Regions from separate parts of the Homo sapiens genome. Here region 1 is linked to region 2. Evidence: chromatin loops called from intact Hi-C (ENCODE). Cell type or tissue: heart right ventricle. All regions are shown on one strand.

Region 1 (8,000 bases), 230 kb before region 2:
CCCTCTTCGATGGGCTGATTTTTTCCTATGCATTCTTCTATCTACATAGGCCCAACTAAAACTGTGACACTATAATCATTATAACAATTATGTTGATATCGGGCTCTCCGACTCTCCTACTTTTTATACAGTCAAATATTATTATTATTTTTTTGAAACAGGGTCTTGCTCTGTCCATCAGGCTGGAGTGCAGCGGTGAGATCTCGGCTCACTGCAATCTCTGCCTTCTGGGTTCAAGAGATTCTCCTGTCTCAGCCTCCCTAGTAGCTGAGATTACAGGCACCCACCACCATATCTGGCTAATTTTTGTATTTTTAAATAGAGACGGGGTTTTATCACATTGGTCAGGCTGGTCTCAAATTCCCGACCTCCGGTGATCCACCCACTTCAGCCTCCCAAAGTGCTGGGATTACAGGCATGAACCATGGTGCCCAGCCTTTATATTAAAATTTAAAATGAGGCCGGGTGTGGTGGCTCACACCTAGAATCCTAGCACTTTGGGTGGCCGGGAAGCAGGCGGATTGCTTGAACTCAGGAGTTTGAGACCAGCCTGGGCAACGTGGCAAAACACTGTTATCTACCCAAAAAAAAACAAAAACAAAAACAAAAAAAACAAAAAATTAGCCGGGTGTGGTTGGTTGCGCACGCCTGTAGTCCCAGCTACTTAGAAGGCTGAAGCAGGAGAAGCGCTTGAGCCTGGGAGGTGGAGGTTGCAGTGAGCCAAGACGATGCCATTGCACTCCAGCCTGTGCAATAGAGCAAGCCTCTGTCTCAAAAAATATATATATATATAAATATATATATATAAAATTTCAAATGAACTTATTTCAGTTCTGGGCCCCTAAGCATGCAGTTGGGAAGGTTGCTGAATCAAGAACTTCCAGATCTGAGAACAGTTAACTCACATGAAAAATTAGTCCCAAAACATTCAAGTTCATTCTATGAAATTTTTGGTGGAAAATGGCAGTGAAAAATCTATGGTAAATCTATAGGACGATTAAGATAGTGAGAAAAATTAAAGAAAATCCTAAGCCTTCCATTGCAAAGTGAGAAAAATCAAGTCAAGTGGAAGAGAGATACTGGCCTCATCCATTTTTCATTTCTGTGGGTGCCATAAAAAAAGAGAGAGAGAGAGAAAAAAAAAAACTCTGAATCCCTGAGAGCTAATTAAATGAATGTACCCATTAAGAAATCTTGTCTTGGTTGGGCACGGTGCCTCATATCTGTAATCCCAGAGTTTTGGGAGGCTGAGGTAATAGGATTGCTTGAGTTCAGGTGTTCAAGACTAGCCTGGGCAATATAGTGAGACTTTATATCTTCCCCTAACCCCCCCAAAAAATTAGTGGGGTGTGGGTGGGTGGTTGGCACAGGCCTACCATCTCAGCTATTCGGGAGGCTGAGGTGGCAGGAAGTTAAGGCTGCAGTGAACCCTGTTTGTGCCACTGCACTCCAGCCTGGGTGACAGAGGGGGGGATCCTGTGTCCAAAAAAAAGGAGGGGGCGAAGAAATCTTGTCTTTCCTTTTCTAGTTGGGATGAGGAAAAATTAAAAAATATATATGTAAATAAAGAAAGAAATCTCGTTTATATTGCTTTAAAACTGCTAATTAATTTAGACTTTGGGAAAGAAGGAAAAGAAGCCCACAAGCTAAATTTTGTTTCACTGTTTCTTTTCTTTTTTTTCTTTTTTTTTTTTTTTCTGAGGCAGAGTTTTGCTCTTGTTGCCCAGGCTGGAGTGCAATGGCGCAATCTCGGCTCTCTGCAACCTCCGCCTCCCAGGTTCAAGCCATTCTCCTGCCTTAGCCTCCCGAGTAGCTGGGATTACAGGCATGCACCACCACGCCCGGCTAATTTTGTATTTTTAGTAGAGACAGTGTTTCTCCATGTTGGTCAGGCTGGTCTGGAACTCTCGACCTCAGGTGATCCGCCCGCCTCAGCCTCCCAAAGTGCTGGGATTACAGACGTGAACCACCGCGTCCGGCCCACAAGCTAAATTTTGAAGTATTAGATCCTTTCTTAAACTTTTGCTCTTCGGATTGTCAATGTCAAAGATAGTTTCCAGGGGGACCAAATTGGCCCCAAACTGTTATTAAATAAGCCTTAACTTTTATTGCTGCGCATTTCTTCTGAAATCAATTCTGACTGCTTACGTGGTTAGAAAAATAGTTTCTGCTATTGAATATAAAACTCAAATTATCCATGGCTATGCAATAAACTTCAGAAATAAATGGACAGCAGTGCATTTATGACCCAGGTATAATCTCACATTTTTATGCAAAAATACAGATTAAATAAGGAGAGTGTAATTTTCAGGAAAATGATTATTTATGTGGATACTCACCAGATATGCAGAAATCTTACCAGTTCTGATTTTGACCTGCCATGGAATCTGAAGTCATTCGCCTTTTTTTCCCCCCAGAGGTAAAAAAGTTATCTCTACTTCAAACCATTTCCTTCTTCCTAAATAACTAGTAATTGCTTTTTCATTTACTATGATAACTCAAAAACGTTGTTCAAAAATATCCTGCAAAATTTGCATTATAGAGAAACGACTCTGCAGGCGTCTGTGTCGATAATGAGGCTACACTTAGGAGGCGTGAGGGTACTGACTATGCAAATGAGCGATTTCTCCATTAGGAATTCCCATCCCCAAATCTGGGCCGAAGGAGAGACACCGAGCGCGGCCAGGGACTCACATGGTGCACTGGAGCCAAGGGGTTTCGGGAAGGGCCAGCGCGCGGGTCTCTCTAGAGCCCTCTACTCATGCGTGGGAATTCCAGATTCCTTCCCTGGGAAGGAATCTTCACGTATCTCCCGGCACTGTCCTCAGTGACCTTCAGCCACTCGGCATCACTTTCCCTGTCTTTGAAAACTCCGAGAGAAGCAGCCGCCACCTGCCTCAGGCCAAGGCAATAAACCCACATCACACCGCCAGTCTGAGCCCTGCAGGAAGGGGTGCACAGCGGCCTCCAGAGCGCTTTCTCCCCAGCTCTGTTTCTGCAGGCTCGGCCGCGCGAACGCTGAGGAGGGGATCGGAGGCCCGCAAGGCTCAGACCCCGCGCCCCGCGGGGGTCGCACAGGGGTCGGGCGGGGGAGGGGAGCGGTGGCTGCAGGGCCTCGGCCCTCCCCGGGGGAGGGGCCTGAGCACCGCACCGCCCCCCTCCTCCCTGCGTCTTCTCCCTCCCACCCCCCGCCCTTTTCCACCCGCCCCCGCAGGAGGAAAGGGAGAGGGAGGGGGAAAAGAAAGTGCTGTTTTGTGGAAAGGGGCGGAAGGCGGGGGAGAAAAAGGGAACAGAAACATGGCGGTCAGGTCTTGGGACGGCTGCGCCGCGGGCAGCTCCTAGGCGACGCGCCGCCCGCACTGTCCGACGGCTCACAGCGCGGAGGCACCCGCGCGGGCCAGCGCTCCGGCCATCGCCCCTGGCTGTAGGCGGCGCCCCTCGGAGACCCTGCCCGCGAGGCGGCGCAGGCGCAGACCGGACTGAGGCGGCGGCGGCCGCTGGAGCTAGTCCCCCGCCCTGCCCTGCCGAGCGCGCCCAGTCCGCGAATCCGGTGCTTTCTTGCCCCAGGAAGAAGCCGTGTCGGGGCTGCGCTGACAGAGGAGCAGGCAGCAGGTGAGGCTGCGGCGCGGGGCCTTTGGCGGAGGAAGCCTGCGCCGTGCCCTCGCGGGGCCTGCGCTGCAAGGCTGGGAGGGCGCGGGACAGGTAGAGCCCGGAGGGCTGAGTTCCGAGTGGCTGGCCCGCGGGGGGTCGCCGAGGAGGCGGAGAGTGGCCGCGGCTGGCGTTCGTGGCCTAGTTTCTCCGCGGTTTCCGGGGGCGGGGAGTCCCCGGATCCTGCGGGATGCAGTCGGGGAAAGGCTGCCCCTGAAGAGCCTCCCCGCGTCGCCCGCCGGGCCCATGAGAATCGTTTGCGTACAAGCGCGAGGGGTCTGGGCCCGGGGGACCGCCGGGGCGACGGCCGCTTTGGTGGGGGCCGGGGTGCGGAGGGAGCAGGATCGGGGCTTCCCAGAGGGGGTCGAGGCTGAGAGAGCGGAGAGCTAGAGCCAGGGGTGGCGGGCAGTCTCGAGAGGAGTCGGGGGACTGAGAAGTGTCGGGGACAACGGGGAGGAGGGGGACCTGGGCAGGTGTCTCTGGTGAATTGAAGACATTTCCTTCTCTGTCTTACGGTGGCCGATCCTCAGGGCTTCTTTGTCGGGGATGACTTTCTAGGAGGGCAGTATCCTTTTAACTCTGGAGTGACTAAACACAAAACCAAGGAATGAAGTCCTAAGGCTGACTCCTGTAAAGAGCTGTAACTTTTTCTGTTTTAAGAATGCTGTCACGTCTTTTTTTTTTTCCTCCCCTTTTCTGCTTGATAGACCTTTTCCCTCTCGAAGACCGTCTTTTATCTGCACTAATAAGGAATTACCCAGTTTTTAAATAGTACCGCCTCCTTCTCCCCTTATGTATGTTTGTCACACGGGAAAATTTAGGGTAGTTACCGCGGGTACTTGTGCAAATTTGAGGGAAAGTGTCATTTCCAGTAGTGAACCCTCAGCTGTCTCTTTGTGCCTCCGAGATACTGTCAAGCGTTGTAGCCTGAGAAATTGACCCACTGAGCCTGCTTAATTGTGTGCAAACCCGTGTTGAGGCGTTCTTCCTAGGCCCTAATTTACGTAGGAATAGGTTTTCCCTTCCGGTCTGTGTATAATGAGAGGGGAGAACGTTAGTGCTAAGGCGCTAAGTTCTGGATAAATACTTGATTTGATGTGATAGTGTGTATTACTCTATCAGAAATGCAGAGCGTTGTATGATTTTTCTGTGTACACGCGATAAGAGCAATATTAGTTGCAAAAGGAAGTTTTCATCTTTGAACATTAAAGGTATCCTTTATTCTTGATCACTATAGCATGCAAAAAAGAAACTATATTTTCTGTCCTGTTCTTTGTATTACTGTTAAAGAGTTGGTAAACTGCCGTCTTGCTGTGAGACTGGGAAGTCGGCAATGAAGTTAGATTTGTATTCATGAACATGATCTGCCTGTCATATAGGCTTGCTTTGACTTGTTTTTTTTTTCAGTAGTGGCAAAGGGTTTTCTGCCACTCAATCCACACTTTCCTCCGCATTGGTATCTCCGTTGACCATTTTGCAAAATAGTTTATTGAGATTAGGGGTCTGATCTTTTGTATAACCTGTTGTAGTGAACTGATCATATGCGACTTGACTTTGGCCAATAGTACCTCGTGCAGTGTACAGTACTACTATTTAGACTTACTGATTTGGGTAATAGAAAAGCTATGATGTTAGAAATGTTGTCGTTGTATATTGGAGAAATTTTGAAGTTGCATATTGGAGTAATTTAGTCCTGTATGCTTTGTAAATGAGTGCATTCTATTGTCGAGAGTAAATACAGTATTTTGTAGTATAAACTTAAGCTTTTAGCTGAAGAAATTGGCAGCATAGTTGGAGTGTGGAGACTATTCTTAAAACGCAAATGTTTTAAATTACAAGGAACTGTAGTGGTGTGTAGGCTGTAACAATTCCTGGTGCCAAATTTGGGAGATTATTTGGTTGAGCTACTTTCTATAAAGAAACATATTAAGTATCTGCAATAAAAGTGGATTTGTAGCTATACACAAGGGATTTTACATTATAAATAATAACTCAATAAGGCACCTTTCTTTGCTCTTTGTGTATCTGCCAGTTAAGACCAAAACATCTCATATTTTCACTGGAGCTTCCTGCCAAAACAAATACTGGTTTTGCATTGGCTTTGCTGCTCAGTTTGAAAGCTAGGGGAATCTCTTAGAGCCTACTCTGGTTCTGGAGGCTGCCTGATTAAAAAAAAAAAAAAGAAAAATTGAAAGCTAGGTTTCAGTCATATGCTTGCACCTTAAGTACAGGTTGTAAAGTAAAAAAGAAAGTTGCTGAGTCAGTGGCAGGTTGTTTCATTTGTTTTTTTGATTTGCAAAACGGAATTTCTGTCATAATTTGAATTTCCAGTGTAATATGTTTGCTGAATAGCAAGGGCAGATAAGCTTTCATAATAACTGAATTAAAATGTTAATTTTCTTTATACTGGTGCCATAGATTGTCAGTTTGACAGACGTAGCAAAGGGATGCCTTGTTGGAATGGGAAATTCCTTTTTATCAGCTAAAATTTGGGGAAAGGATTTTGCATAGTACAGCTGGTGTAAAACAATAGGTCTTTAGCATCAGATTGTAGGATATTCCAAAATTAGGCAGTTTTATTATTTGAAATTTGAAACTTAATATTTTGCAGGAAGAAGTTTAAAGCTTTAAAACATTTTCTACATTTGTTAAGTATGTGGATGTAATAGAGCTTAACATGGTATTTGAAACCTTTTTTTTTTTTTTTTTGAGATGTAGTCTCGCTTCGTCACCCAAGCTGGAGTGCAGTGGTGTGATCTCGGCTCACTGCAGCCTCTGCCTCCCAGATTGAAGCGATTCTCCTGCCTCTGCCTCCCAGATGCAAGCGATTCTCCTGCCTCAGCTTCCCAAATAGCTGGGATTACAGGTGCCTGCCACCACGCCTGGCTAATTTTTGAATTTTTAGTAGAGAAGGGGTTTCACTATGTTGGCCAGGTGGCCTGATGTCAGGTGATCCACCTGCCTACGCCTCTGAAAGTGCTGGGATTACAGGTGTGAGCCACCACACCCAGCCTTTGAAAACTTTTTATTGGAAAAAATGTAACATGATTAAAAGAAATTCAAAAGAAAAAATTTAAATTACTCTCCCCTATCTAACACTTATATTTTTCTGTACTCTAATGCTGTTATACTTCTATAATGTAGTAGTATAATATTCTAATCCTGTCTGTGCTTGTGTATAATTCCGTGATTAATGTTAATATAATTGTCTTTTAATTTAACATGCTTTCCCTGTTGCTGTATATTACTGTTATTTTATGGCTTTTAATAGTCCAAAGTTTTATTTACTGCCTCAGTTTATTTAACCATTTCCATAGCTTAACATTTTAGTAATTCCACTTTCTTACTCTGATTGTTATTTTTATTAATTTTTTTTTTTGAGACCGAGTCTCGCTCTGTTGCCCAAGCTGGAGTGCAGTGGCGCGATCTCAGCTCACTGCAACCTGTGCCTCCCAGGTTCAAGCGATTCTCCTGTCTCACCCTCCCGAGTAGCTGGGACTACAGGTGCGTGCCACCACGCCTGGCTAAATTTTTTTATTTTTAGTAGAAATGGGGTTTCACCGTGTTAGCCAGGATGGTCTTGATCTCCTGAACTCGTTATCCACCCACCTTGGCCTCCCAAAATGCTGGGATTATAGGTGTGAGCCACAGCACCTGGCTGTTTTTTTTTTTTTTTTTTTTTTAACACGGTCTCACTTTGTCACCTAGGCTAGAGTGCAGTGCATCTCAGCTCACTGCAGCCTCTACCTCCCGGGTTCATGTAATCCTCCTGCCTTAGCCCCCTAATAGCTGGGACTATAGGTGCGCGTGCATGTGCGTGCATCACCCCACTTCACTAACTTTTTGTATTTTTTGTAGAGACAGCGTTTTGCCATATTGCCCAGGCTGGTCTTGAACTCTAAGTTCAAGCGATCCACCCATCTCAGCCTCCCAAAGTGCTGTGATTACAGGCGTGAGCCACTTTGTCTGACCCATACTTTTTTACTCTTAAAATAATGCTATAATGAAATTATTTTGCTAATATGATGGTCCATGGGTCTATGCCAAATTACTTTTTGAAATTTTGGGAAAGTCAACTTTCTTTTTTTTTTTTTTCTTTCTTTTTTTATTGAGATGAGTCTTGCTCTTGTCACCGAGGCTGGAATGGTGCAATGGGGTGATCTCAGTTCACTGCAACCTCGGCCTCCCAGATGAAGCAATTCTCCCTGCCTCAGGGTCCCTAGTAGCTGGGATTACAGACGCCTGCCACCACACCCAGCTAATTTTTGTATTTTTAGTAGAGACGGGGTTTTGCCATGTTGGCCAGGCTGGTCTTGAACTCCTGACCTCAGGTGATCCATCCGCCTCGGCCT
Region 2 (8,000 bases):
CTGGGAGTACTGGTGCGTGCCTCCACTCCCAGCTAATTTTTGTATTTTTTCATAGAGATGGGGTTTCACCATTTTGCCCAGGCTGGTCTCAAACTTCTGGGCTCAAGAGATTCGCCCGCCTCGGCCTCCCAAAGTGCTGGGAATAGGCATGAGCCGTCACGCCTGGCCTAAAAAATATTTTTAAAATGATCTTTGAATTAAATATTCGTAGAATTTCTAATGTATCTCTTTGAGACCTAGGAGGTTGATGGAACAGAACTGCTGTTAAGTCCTTTGGGTTTCAAGTCTAGAATTTTTTAAAGGCAAATATCAGCTCATTCTTATTTTAGATTGACCTTATCAGGCATGGATTCTGGTCTCATCTACTTTATGGTATAAATGCTCCAAGGTAGGGGGTTTGGTATATATTTTAAGCCCGGCTTTTTTTTTTTTTTTTTTTTTTTTTTTTTTAATGTGAGAAGCAGAATGTGCTTCTAGAAACTGGTTTTAAAGAGATGAGCTGAGAAAGAAATGTGGAATGGAGTATATTTGAGGAGGACAAAACATAACTTCACTTTTGAACAGAAATCACTCTAGCTTGCCAGCATGGGATGTAAACCAAGAGAGTAGAAATATACCCATCTTATTTTAAGTTGGGTTTATGGCATCGCTCATATATGTAAAAGCACTACAAACTCTTTAAAGAAAATTGGGAAACTACAGAGAAGTCAAAGAAAAAAAAAAGTAACCCATATTTCTATTGCCCAGGTATAATCCTTGTTAATATTTTGGTTTGGTCTCCTCTTTTTTCCCCCAATATAGTTGTAAATAAATGATGTCTTTCAGAGTTGACATTTATCCTGTAGCTTGAATGGCATGTAAATGCCAGTTGTATATTTTTTCATGAAGTGTAGGTTTGGAATACACTAGAGTTAGCTATATGCTTGAATGCTGATCACTGGATTCTGAGACTGACTACTGAGTCTACCTTTTTAATCAAGCCTAACATGAATGGGCTCCAAAAAGTAATGAATGTAATTGTACTTTTTGATGTGCCTCTGCACTTGGCTTGGTGAGTCATCATAAATAGCTGTTAAATATGTGACTTTACAGATTTTGATATGTTCAGATTGTAAAAAATGAATAGTTTATTTCATTAATTGATGGGCAGTCAAGAATCTCCCTCCCTTCAGTAGGGCTGACACTTAGGAGTTAGGTCATGGTTGTGGTTACTTGGCATGGCTAATCAGATTTTGTTCTGGTCAGAATTTGCCCAAGATCAATACCCAGCAGAAACTGGAGTTAGGCTATAAAAAACCATTCATGTTTCCGAGTGATCATTTCAGTCAGCGATTCATGTTTTACAGTGTTTAGTTGTTGATTATTAGAAAAAGTAATATTTTCTTCCCTTTATGATTACATCATTATAAATCAAGTCCTTCCATGAACACATTTAAGGTGTGTGGAGATGAGATCTCTGAATCCATTTGGGGATGGGCTGCATTTTTGGGGAACTCTATGCCTGTCCAGTGAAGAGTGCCTAAAACATTAATTATAGATCAAAGATGTTCTGTTGAGGGACAAAGCTTGATGGTCATCAAACACAAGGCTTTGTAAAAATACGACCACCTATTCCACTTACTGGATCTGTCAGGTGTGTAAAACTTCTCTCGCCAGTTCATCATGCTTCCATGAGCCCTCAGGACTGGGATTTGAGCCTTCCTGGCTCTTTATCCCTTGGGGCAGACATGGAACCATCTCTGAGGGACCAGGTGGATGCTGAAGCTCACCCAGTCAGGGCCCCTCTCCTAGCTCCTTTTACACTGAAATTAATCTGAAAGCTTTCATAGCCAAGGCTTTGCCTAGGTGCTATTATTCCAGCTGGCCAAAGAGAAGTCTTGGGCCAGATTGGGATTCTCAATGGATTTTATAGACATAATTCCCCTGCAAACTTAAAAAAATAAATAACCCCTACTTTATAGGACTAATTGTTTGAATTGTATCTTTCTCTGTATGTTAAACCAGATTTAAAACTATTTTATAACCACAATATGTAATCAGAGCAATATAGTGTTTTCAGATATATACCTTGTTTTATACCTTATGTAGGTGTCCTACATAAGGGTGGCATGCCCACTGGCTGTGGTAAAATTTAATCCTCATTGCTTTGGGAGTGACTTAAGGCCTTTTGAAGTGGAGCTTTTGCACTTTATACTTTTTCTGTGAACTATGATAACTATATTTGATATTAAAGCTGTAAGTGGCATTTTCAGCAAATGAATATGTACATGTTTGTGTCTATTTCCAAAATGATTTCTGAACTATCTGCAGTGAAAATGTATCTGATGGATTGTAGAGCAAAGCACATTGCCTAAATTCATTTGTTAATGAATTGGGTACCATTGTTATTAAAAATGCGTAAAGTAATTGTTGTTCCTTGTTGGTTTCTTCTCAGAGCTGTGAAATTAACACATGAAAATATTTCCAGCATAAAATACCTAAGAACAGTTTATTTTTACTAAAACTTCTATAGTCATGTCATATAGATATAAATCTCAAATATAGGCCTGGTGCGGTGGCTCGTGCCTGTAATCCCAGCACTTTGGGAGGGGAAGGTGGGTGGATCACCTGAGGTCAGGAGTTCGAGACCAACCTGGCCAACATGGCGAAACCCCGTCTCTACTAAAAAAAATACAAAAATCAGCTGGGCATGGTAACTCGCACCTGCAGTCCCAGCTAGTCAGGAGGCTGAGGCAGGAGAATCACTTTCACCTGGGAGGCGATGGTTGCAGTGAGTCAAGGTTGCACCAATGCCCTCCAGCCTGGGTGACAGAGCGAGACTCTGTCTCAAAAAAAAAAAAAAAACCCAAAAATCTCAAATATAGAATACAGTTCATTTATGCTGGATTTCATCAAATCACTAGAAGGAAGATCGTGACATTTTAAAATCATAAATTTAGCAGGAAAATTTTTACCTACTTCTTTTAATTTTCTGTGGCAGTTTTTTAAACTGAAAGGACTCACAGATCATCAGATTTAGAAGAATAGTCTGGGCACAGTGGCTCATGCCTGTAATCCTGGCACTTTGGGATGCTGAAGTGGGTGTATCGCTTGAGCTCAGGAGTTCAAAACCAGCCTGGGCAACATGGTAAAACCCTGTCTCTACCAAAATTACAAAAATTAGCCAGGTGTGGTGATACACACCTGTAGTCCCAGCTACGCAGGAGGCTGAGGTGGGAGGATTGCTTGAGCCTAGGAGGCAGAGGTTGCAGTGAGCAGAGATCGTGCCACTGTGCTCCAGCCTGGGCCAAACAGTGAGACCATTTATCAAAAAGAAAAAAAAAAAAGAAAAATCGTAAGAGAAGAAAGACTGGATAAGCATTATCTGTATCATTACAGTGGGTTTTTAGACTTTTTTTTTTTTTTCTGGCAGAGGTGAGGGGACAAGGAGTGGCCCCATAGTTGTTTGGCAATATAAAAGCTGTAGGAAAACGTCCATGTAGAGGTTGAGTATCTCTAATCCAAAAATAAAAAATCAGAAATTCTCCAAAACCTGAAACTTTTTGAGCACCTATATAAAAATCAAAGGGAATATTCCTTGGAGCATTTTAGACTTCTGATTTTTGGAATAGGGATGCTGTATAATGCAAATATTCCAAAGTCTGATATCTGAAATCCAAGCATTTCTGGTTCCAGGCACTTTGGATAAGGGACATTCAATCAGTATATAATTTTCTGGGGGTTCAGACATCTCTAGTAGCCCATCCAGGTAAACAGCCTCTGCCCAACAGGAGACTAAGCAAGCACTCAAATCCTTTTGGTGCTGAAATTGGTTACTCAGTCTTCGGGACTGAACTTTTTTGAGGCTGTGGTCAGGGACAGTGGCTGAGGAAGTTGAGAGCTCTGCTTTTGGGGCACTGGCACGGGTGTGTGTGCCTCTCTCCCCGACAGTCTGGATTATTTGTTTCTCCTCTTGGGTGACCTCTTTTTCTGAGTCTGGCTGGGAGTTGATGCAGCCACACCTGCTCCCTTTTCCAGATTGCCCTTTGAAGACCAGAGCTCAGGGGCTAGCCTCTCCCACTCTTTTCTTTAAAGGACTTTTCATTAAAAGACATTACATTGAAAGACTGTGTTAAAGAACTATACTACAAAGGGCTGGAGTGGGCAGACCCAGGGTTCTGGCAAGTGACATCTTAGGGCTCCTCAACAAACTGGGAACTTAGATTTTTTCCTTGCAGCCTCTTTCCTGGTTTACAGTTTCACAGTTCTTAAGATGGTGTTTGGGTTTGTCATACCGTTCTGTCTACTTTTGTATAGTTGGATTTTTTCATAATAAGAACTTAAAAGATACGGTATTTGAGATTTTGTTCTCCACTGTCTCCAGAGCCGGTTCTCAGCCTCCTTTCCGGCCCCGTTTTAAGAGGGCTGGCAGCCCCTCTCTCCCAGAACTTATCTTGTCTCAAGTGGCACTTCTGTCTCTAACTGTCTCCAGCCTGGCGACACCTAGTTTACCTGGGAAGTCTTCTCTTTGGGTGTTAACTCACAAAAAGGAAGAGATCACCCTCACCTGGGTTTTTATTTATTTTATGCTTCTCATTAAAACAAAACATTTGATTCAGCTGCTTTGGCAATTGAGAGCAGAGACCAAAGTGCTATTTTTAAGATGTAACAAATAACAGTAGTTTATTTTTATATTCGGGCTAGTGATAGGAAACTGGCTGAAGGTAAGGCCAGGAGCATGAAGTAATGGAAAACATACAGTGGCGCTGATGATATTTGGGAGAGAGGGTTTCCTGTGAACAAAGAAAGCCATTAGCTACTGGGTGGGAGGGACGGAGACGCTCCTGGAGTAATACTGCCATCTTGTGGGTTTTTGAGGCATTGCTATGTGGCGCAAGCGAAGCCCTTCCCAGTTCCTAATCATCCCAGAGATCACCAATTGTCTCAAAACGCCAAGTTATGTAATCTCTTTCTGGGCCCAGGTATGTTTCCCTGCATTTTTCCAAGCATCTCTCTCCCTTCCTTTTCCTCTCCTCTCTTCCCTTAGAAATTCAGTTTTCACCCCCCACCCCGGGTGTTTTAGAGGTTGCCCAATGTGAAAGCAAATACTGTTGTTGGCTCTCGGTATTCGTGGTTCCAGGACCCCCCAACCCCCATACCAAAATCCCAGAGGCTCCAGTCTCATACATAAAATAGCATTGTATTTACATATTACCTATGCACGTCTTGTGTGCTTTAAATCATCTCTGGATTACTTATAATACCTAATACAATGTATATGCTGTGTAAACAGTTGTTAAACTGCGTTGCTTTTTATTTGTATTATTATTTATTGTTGTGTTATGATTTTTTACTGTTTCTTTTTCCCTGAATATTTTCGATCCATGTTGAATAGGTGGATGTGGAACCTGAGGTTACAAAGGGGCTGTATTTAAAACCAATTTAAGGTAGATGTGATTTAAAGGAAGTTTTGTGTTTTTGTTTGTTTATTAGATATGGGGTCTTGCTGTGTTGCCCAGGCTGGAAGGTAGGGGCTATTTACAGGCTCCATAATGGCACACTACAGCATTGACCTCCTGGCCTCAAGCGATCCTCCTGCCTCAGCCTCCTTAGTAGCTGGGCCAAAAGGCACTAGCCACCGACCAGTCTGGAGGAAGTTTTTAATCCACTGGAGTGAAATTTAACTTTTGGGATTAATAGCTCAATTTACACAAGTCAAATGTCATTATAACTCAGATCTTTTTAAAGATGAATCTAATTTAAATCAACACTCAGCAAGTGTCTGTGTGGTATTACCTATTATGCTGCCTGCAGAGGGTTATGGGGACGGATGGAGCAGCTCAGATCTGGGGAGGGGAGAAGGCCACTGACTCTGCCAAATCCCCGTAGTGGAGAGGAATCAACAGTGCTAGGGAGGCAGGAAGGAGAGAGTGGTGAGTTTTCACCAGGGAGGAGCGAGAATTCTAAGCTTTAACTGATAAACCATGAGCCACATATAATACGGAATTTCAGTCCAGTGAAATAATTGGTCGACTCCCTAGGAATATTATTGGTAGACTCCCTAGGAATTTTCTTACAAGCAAACCTTATTTGACAGCCCATCACATAAGTTATCTTTCACATAAATGGTCTCATTTACTCCTCTCAGCTATTTTGCGAGGCTGGCATTACCATTATTCCTGTTTTGGGTACGACTGGAAATGTATTTTGACCACTGCTATTGCAAGGATGTGAACCCAGGACTTTTGACTCTTAGGTTTAATTCTCTTTCCACAGAGGATTTATGGCAAATGAGTTAAAGGTTTTCATATAGGTGGGCACCAAATTGGAATTGTCAGTTTCAAAACTGTCCTATTAGTACAAATAATTGGGTAAAATACAGTTGGCCTTTCATATGCATGGGTTGTGTATCTGTGAATTCAACCAGCCTTAGATTAAAAATACTTAAAAAATTCAGTGTTGAATATGTAGAAAGTATTTTTTTTACAGCTTTTAATTGTACCTTTATTCAACTTAGTTCATTAAAAATGTACTTGTTTTAAAGATCCTGCAAATAAAGTGACCACTCACTAATGTGGGCTATAGGTCACCCCTCAGCATGTTATTTATTTTTTTTTAAAAAGCAGTATGTCTTATAGGAATCTTACTGATCACACAGTAGTTACAATAATGTCAGATGTGATGTATACATTCTAAATGAGACAGGCTGGTTAAGAATTTACATAATGTAAAAATATACATATTAAAAGTTAGCCAAGTGGACAGATGCATGCAGTGGGGAGAGCAGGTGACAGGAACTGCTTTAATGATCAGTACAGGGCCCAGATGCAAGGAATCTGGGTTTCCCCTATTATAGTAAATAGCTTTCACTAATGTATACAGGAATTCCATACACATCTAAACACACGAGGGTAAGTTGTGACTTGCTACATGTACAGTCTAAAGTGGTGTAACTGTGATCTTCCTGTGATACTCCCAAGAAAACTAAATAGTGGACCCCATGCAGGTAGTGGGAAGCACTGGTCTTTTATCACAGGTTGAACCTGAGGAGGTTTAACTCCTGACATTAGTATTTGTAAAGAGTGTATGACTCCTTTTTCTATGTTTTCTCCACAACTGACATGCATTCAGTGTGGGGGAATTCTGATGGCTATTTGACCTATCAGTGATAACTGAACTACTATTAAAAATGTGGGAACCTTTTCAATAATATTGAATTACACATTTAACATTAAAAAAAACAAAAACAAAAACATGGATCATCCATGGCTTTAAGCCAGAAGGTAGAAGGGAGTGTGTCTGAATTTTAATGCTTTTAGTTATACTATTCTGTGGTTTCTACCGCTGTCCTAAAGAATGACACTGGTACACTGCTTCTTTCCATACCAACACAGGCACTAGTTTGAACTCAGACAAAAGCTGAAACAGAAGAAGTGCCACTCTTTCTCCAGGGTCTTTTGAGAAACTGGATCAAAATTATAAATTACTCAAGTTTCCTTTTCAGTGGTATCTTTATGTGTGTAACTAGAGAACAAACCAAATAAGAAATGTCTACCCCTGCAAGAGTGTGGACTTTGGGTGTAGTTCTGTTAGGAGTCAGGAACCTCGAGCAGCAGTTTACAGTCAGGGCTGTTTTCTTACACACACCCCATTTACCCTGCGTTTGTGCCAACTATTACGGCAAATGCGTTTTGCAGGGATTATGCTTCACAGCTGAGGCCTACAGATCCTCTTAGGGAGATTTCTCTAGCTGAGTAGAAAACTTCTATCCGAAAAGGCGCTGGGTTCTGTGAACCTGAAGAGAAGACTCAGGGTCTCTCTGAAAGCCTTTAAATTACTGCTGGAATTGGAAGTTCCTATTAGTGAGAAAAGAGCATTAAAATAACTTGAAGGTCTATTTTATTGGCAACTTAGAATGCAAAGTATTTTATTTTTAAACTTTTAAAATTTGAAAACAAACTAGCCTACATTAAATCATATAGTTTCCAAAGCTGAACGTTCTCACTTGGAGCTCAGTTCTG

The links. Hi-C counts contacts between places; a loop is a spot of excess contacts. Peaks named below come from ENCODE experiments on the same cell type or tissue, not always from the same donor. Only the 100,000 strongest peaks of a DNase experiment are listed, where the experiment ranks them.
Region 1: a loop joins it to region 2, with 3 times the contacts of the local background. A loop is called at or near these places in 25 of 110 quality-filtered maps.

The regions. Positions count from the first base shown.
Region 1 is chr9:19,227,222-19,235,221 of GRCh38, forward strand. DENND4C (DENN domain containing 4C) reads left to right here and starts at 3,472. Exons shown (of 33, transcript NM_001330640.2): 1 at 3,472-3,612. RefSeq lists enhancers at 2,630-2,879, 3,264-3,770, 3,771-4,276 and silencers at 2,910-3,209, 3,290-3,659, 3,880-4,019, 6,478-6,651. In heart right ventricle, CTCF peaks have their summits at 3,424 and 5,779; DNase peaks (open chromatin) are centred at 1,920 and 3,260; H3K4me3 peaks cover 4,242 bases; H3K27ac peaks cover 4,545 bases.
Region 2 is chr9:19,452,768-19,460,767 of GRCh38, forward strand. No RefSeq gene overlaps it. Among named protein-coding and RNA genes, the nearest start is that of MAP1LC3BP1, 6.6 kb to the right of the region's middle. RefSeq lists enhancers at 4,474-5,069, 4,664-4,958, 4,973-5,112. In heart right ventricle, CTCF peaks have their summits at 4,844 (motif pointing left) and 5,049; a DNase peak (open chromatin) is centred at 4,854; H3K4me3 peaks cover 1,039 bases; H3K27ac peaks cover 1,918 bases.